2 separate regions of the Homo sapiens genome follow, and region 2 is linked to region 1. A link is a loop called in an ENCODE intact Hi-C map of the cell type or tissue named here. Cell type or tissue: HCT116. All regions are shown on one strand. Each heading gives the region's core, and the rest is flanking DNA. Links, peaks and the distances in the headings are about the cores only.

Evidence for each region. A loop is a pair of places that touch in the nucleus more often than their neighbours do. Peaks named below come from ENCODE experiments on the same cell type or tissue, not always from the same donor. Only the 100,000 strongest peaks of a DNase experiment are listed, where the experiment ranks them.
Region 2: a loop joins it to region 1, with 5 times the contacts of the local background. A loop is called at or near these places in 2 of 110 quality-filtered maps.

Annotation. Positions count from the first base shown.
Region 1 is chr2:226,062,697-226,065,633 of GRCh38, reverse strand. No RefSeq gene overlaps it. Among named protein-coding and RNA genes, the nearest start is that of MIR5702, 590 kb to the left of the region's middle. In HCT116, for the core only: no CTCF peak of the experiment used is centred there; a DNase peak (open chromatin) is centred at 1,713; H3K27ac peaks cover 2,500 bases.
Region 2 is chr2:226,118,124-226,121,060 of GRCh38, reverse strand. No RefSeq gene overlaps it. Among named protein-coding and RNA genes, the nearest start is that of MIR5702, 540 kb to the left of the region's middle. In HCT116, for the core only: no CTCF peak of the experiment used is centred there; DNase peaks (open chromatin) are centred at 1,820 and 2,360; H3K27ac peaks cover 2,500 bases.

The DNA.
Region 1 (2,937 bases), core at 160-2,659:
TTTGATTTAAAAGAGCAGAGAAAAGAAAATAAGAAATTAGCAAAGGAGGTAGAAAGAACAGAATGGAAGGCAGGAGGGAAATATCTATTCCTTTTCATGATTTCTTCTAAGCTCTCTTTACTATTTTTGCCACTTCTCTTGTCATCCACTTAACTAGTTCTGCCTCCAAGTACATGATGAAGTGAGAATCTATTAGGCTGGAAAATCCCAAGGCACAACTGGCTGTTCTGCATTCACAATGTGAGCTGACTGTTAGTTATGGCCTAGCTGAAAATGACAGCAATTCTCATAAAGGCTATGGCTTTTTGATATAAAGCCAAGAGTATGTTCCCCTGCACAGAGCTGCTTGCTTTCTCTGGCTACATCTCTCAAATAATTCTGGAAGCATAAAATTTAAGTTGACTTTTAGAAGTAAAGGTTGATGCTAGGTCACAGGATGCCTTGTGAATTGAACAGTGGTTTTATATACACACATACACACACACACAGACACACACACACATATATTATATATAGTATATAGGAACTATTATTAGCTTGGGGCAGTGGTGCACACGTATATTCCCAGCTACTCAGGAGGCTGAAGAGGAGGATTGTTTGGGCCCAAGAGTTCAAGGCTAGCCTCAGCAACATAGTAAGACCCTATCTCAATAAAAAGAACTATTATTGTTGCTAATAATAGTGAGGAGTAGCTATTGTTATTAATATAAAGAGTGATATGAGAACCGATTAGCTGTGTGAATATAGAATATGGACATTGTATTAGTTCATTCTCCCACTGCTATAAAAGGAATAGCTGAGACTGGGTAATATATAAAGAAAAGAGGTTTAATTCGCTCACTGTTCCACAGGCTGTACAGGAAGCATGGCAGCCTCTGCTTCTGAGGAGGCCTCAGGGAGTTTTACTCATGGCAGGAGGCAAAGTGGGAGCAGGAGCCTTACATGGCAGGAGCAAGACGGAGGTGGTAGGAGGTGCTACACCCTTTAAAATGACCAGATCTCATGAGCACTCATTCACTACCAATTGCCTACCACCAGAGCCCACCTTCAACACTGAGGATTATAATTTGACCTGAGAATTGGGGAAGGACACAGATCCAAACCATATCAAGCATGAAGATCAGTCACTCAGCCCTGAAAAGGGTAGGTAGAAGGTGGAATGGGCAGACACACACACACACACACGCGCGCGCACGTGTTTATATGTATATTACCATGTTCTATGGAGATGTCACACACACATCCATTATACAGAAGACTATATATATATGTGTGTGTCTGTGTGTGTGTGTGTGTGTTCTCCTGTATATGGATGCGTGTGTGTGGCATCTCCATAGAACATGGTAATCAGAACTCTTATTTCTTCAGCATAAGTTCTAAGTTAAGAGCTTTCTATCTCTTAATCCTTTTGCATTCTGTTAAGAAAATGGATTCACTGGCTGGAATTTACAAATTCTTTAGTGTGTTCCAATTGTGTACCCTCTTTCACCTCTTTTTTGATTCAAGTGAATCAGCATTTGAATTATTGCTAAAAGGAGACTAAGTGAGGATCGGGCATCCTGACAAGTGTGGACATGAAAGAGGTTGGGAAAGTACAAGGGAGTCAGGATATCACTTAATCATGGATAGAATGGGGGGATTAAGGGCTGAGTGATGGCAGGACGTTTATTTCAATTGCAGGCTTTAACCATCTGAGACTCTGGGCTGGGAAGTAGCTCCCAGAGATCAATCAGTCCATCCCTCTGCCTCTGGGCAGAACCACACCTAGGTAATTCCAGACAGATGAGATATACTTCCACTGGGATTGCTCCACAACTGAGGCCTTACCAAAAAATACTCCTGCACTTGAATTACAAATGACTCATGAGCTTCAGAGTCATGATGTTGCTGTCATTTATAGCTTAATTAGTACCCTTTAAACCACATCATATTTTACTACATTTCTCATTGTCAGTTATAACTAATGGAAATAGCCCAAGCCATAAATGATTTTATTATTTAAAATATTAAAAGGAATAAGCCAGACACACAATGTTGGTTTCACAAATTATAGTAGTAAGATTTGTTTCAAACAGAGACAAACTATATACAAATGCTCAAATGCTAAACCTAGCCCATACTACTTAAAATGATAGAGAAATGAATCAGTTCCATTTTTATTAGTAATTATTAGAAGTCATAATGAATGAATTTATTTTAAAAATTAAAATACATGAAAAATATTATAAGAAAAAGCGAGCGTCCCAGCATTATTGTTTATGCTAACAATGCTTTATAAAGGAAAATAAGATAGTCAAGCTTATCTATTTATCTATTACCTATATATCATCTATCCATCTATTTAATCTATCTTTCAATATACATTTACGTCCATTTTTAAAATTCTAGGTCAACTACTGCTTTTGCTTTTTTGTCCACATCCTCACTAGCATTTGGCCTTATTTATTACTTAAATAAACTTTGTTCTTTATGAGCAGTTTTAGGTTTACAGAAAAATTGAGCAGAGAATACAGAACACAGACATTTCTCACATACCCACTCACTCCTGACAGTAGCACTGTTAGCACCTTGGATTTACGCCATTTTACTATGTTTGTAGTGGTATCTCATGTTTGATGTTGATTGTCTTTCATAGGCTTATTTTCTATGTGTATATCTTCCTTGGTGAGGTGTCTTCTCAAATCTTTTGCCCATTTTGTAATTGGATTGTGTGTTTTCTCACTGACAACTGTAATATATAGGGCTTTGGTAGTATGGCCATACGGTACTGGGGGAGGAGAAGCCTTCTATACTCCTGTCATTAGGTCTGTCTTTTAGTCTTTTAGTATGCCTGTGCCTCCACACTGTAAACTGGATTGTGAACACACATACCCTCTCCCTCTCATTCCCTCACCTCCACCTTAGGTGGGATAGGTGGAAAGAGAGGGCTGGAGTTGG
Region 2 (2,937 bases), core at 327-2,826, 55 kb before region 1:
TATTTTGCTTATTAAAAAAAGTTGAGAAGTGAATTTGATGATGGATAGAACAACACTGCATACACATCCTTATCCATCAGCTGAGTCCCATAGTTTGCATATGCAAAATAAATATCACTTCAAATCTGTAGCTAATTTTTTTTTTTTTTTTTTTTTTTTTTAGTTTTGTGGGGAGATTAAAACCACAACAAGAAAGAATAACCTGCAACATGAGTGGATACTATGGTTGCAAAAGTTATTTAATATCCATATTTCACAAATATTCAGCAAAAGATTTCTTAACAAAATTGAATGACTTTCAAATGGACTTATTTTGAATGTTTTAAAAACTATCAATTTTACCTGAAAACAACCAATTATTAGCTGATTTTAATAATTGATCTAGAGATTATATTTACAAAAAAAATATTATGGAGCCATTACATAGCATTCAAAGTCATATCACTTCACCATTAACTGAGATATAACAATTTGGGGCAACATAACATTTAATATTCTTGAAATTACCTAAATAAGACCATTTGTAATCAATAATACATTTAAATTTTCACCCTGTTGAAACGGTGGCCAAATACATGATGATTGGATGCAAAGTGCTGTGAGTTCCATAAGACAAGCATTTATCCAATATGATAAACATCAGTATAATAAAGGTATCAGGAAATTTCTAGAAGTAATCGATGATCTGTTACTCTTTGGATGAACATTGACTTGTGTTTAGGTATTAGGAATATGTGTGTGTGTGCATATACATATGTATGTGTATGTGCGTTAACGCTACACAAGATAAAGATTGTTGAATGCAAGTATAAGATTTAAAATGTTTAATTTGCATTGCTTTGTCTGCTATACATATATATTTTTAGATGAGCAAAGCTTAGACAAATTGATTTTTGTTCATATTAATAAATAACATAGCATAAGTATACTTATTTTTTCTAGTTTTATCAAAAGTTTTTCAATTTAGAAACAATTTAATGACAAAACTAAAATATTGAAACTGGACTTCAGAACAAAATCTAATCTTTTAATCAAAAGCAAACAACTAGTTTTGGCTTGAAATGTAAGACATAATGTGTATTTAACCATGCTTATTTAGGTAGAATGTCTTATCTGATCCCAAGTCTACCCCTGATTTTTCTGTGAGCTCCCAAGTTCCTATTTCCATTGCAAACTCTCATTTTCTATAAAAATGTGAACTAACCTAAATGGTTTTTCCATAGACAAAGGCCGTAAAGTCACAAAACACTGTGCCATATAGTAATTTTTAACATTTTATTGGTGTAATCAATAGCAACCTGTATTATGACTTCTTTTTCTCTTGAACAAAGAATTTTTGAGTCCCAATCAACTGAATCTTTGTGATTTTCCAGCCAAATACTTTTAAAAATACCAATTAGCCAATCTTAAAAATTGACATATAGCTGCCATTAACACAGACCTTTTTGTTGTGGGATTTTACAGATATAATATGACACTGAATCCCTGAATGTTTGACCATTAGGAAAGCATAACATTTTCATAACGTTTTTATCCACTTATTTGTCGACTAATCTAATTGATTATTCTCCTGTAGCATTTTATCCTGTTTATGAAACTCTTTCCTTAGCCACCTTTATTTTGCAAGTGCATGTCATAAATTATAAAATCAATGGCATAGCTTGTCTGGCACCCGTAAAATTGATAGCTTCCCTTTCTTTTATTAGCATAATCTGCCAATTTATTATGAAAGAGTGAATGGCATGCTTGTGATTAGAACTGGTCATGACAGGTCACTTGAAAACATATTGATGGTGTATGAGACATGCTTTTTAATTAAAATGTAGGTCTGAGCTGGCTAGGCAAACACCAGTTTCTCCTTACTCATCACATTTATTGAGTCATGTATTTGCTTATTTATAATATTTTAAATTAACAATGATGAGTCAGATTAGCATACAGAAGACATGCCCCAGAGAAAAACAGAAAAAAAGCGTGCTATTTTACTTAGGACAAGCAAAAGCATACTGCCTGTAAAAATACTGTAAGAAGGTGAGAACATTAAAAATGATAACTCGAGATGTATAAAGTTTTACCAGATTTGCCAGTCACTTTTAAACCTACCCCTGTGTATTTGCTTAATATCCACTCAATTGTCTTAAGCAAGAACAACTCCCCCACTTTCACCCACTTTCTTTCACAAAGTTATAACTTAGGCAAGAGAGTCCCAACTCCAATTGCACAATATCCTCAGGGTTACTGTGAGCTCAAAGGATGTTGTGAAATCCTCGAGGCAAAATTAATCGTGATGTGACTTAATTTTTTAAAGTGAAATGTGTACCATAAAGTACCCCTAAGAGGAGGCTTAGTGGATGATGAGGGAGGTAATGAATACAGCAAACGATTACAGGGTGTCAGAACAGCAGGACTGGGGTGGCTGGCAGTGACTACTACTTTCATCCCACAGACATCTGCGGGTGAGGGCAGCAGATGAAAAGCCGTGCATCTTCTCTGTAATTTGTATTGCCACAGCATTCCATCTTGGCCACACGATTCAGTCACACGTACTTTTGTTGATTCAGAAGAATTTCCAAAGGACAAGCTTGCACTGTTCTTGCCATGAAAGAGAGTTCTGCTACTTTTTGATGAAATTGAGAGTTAGGGTCTGGCTTTATGTTTGTTTGTTTTTGCTTGTTTGTTTTGGAATACAATCTATGATTTCTAAGCACCCCCTTTTACTTTTATTTTTACTACTAAACAAGACAAAAATATGGATCCAGTCTAAATAGGACAAATGAGAAGCAGGGGGCAAGTGTGTTTTGCCCCTGGTAGTATCTCTGACTTCTTTTAGATTTTGTGAAGTGATTGTGACATAAAAAGAATTCAAAACAATGTTTTTAAATAGAGTAGAATGCACTCAAAGTCCAGGTGTGATAGGGTAAGCATGCTATTATTTTT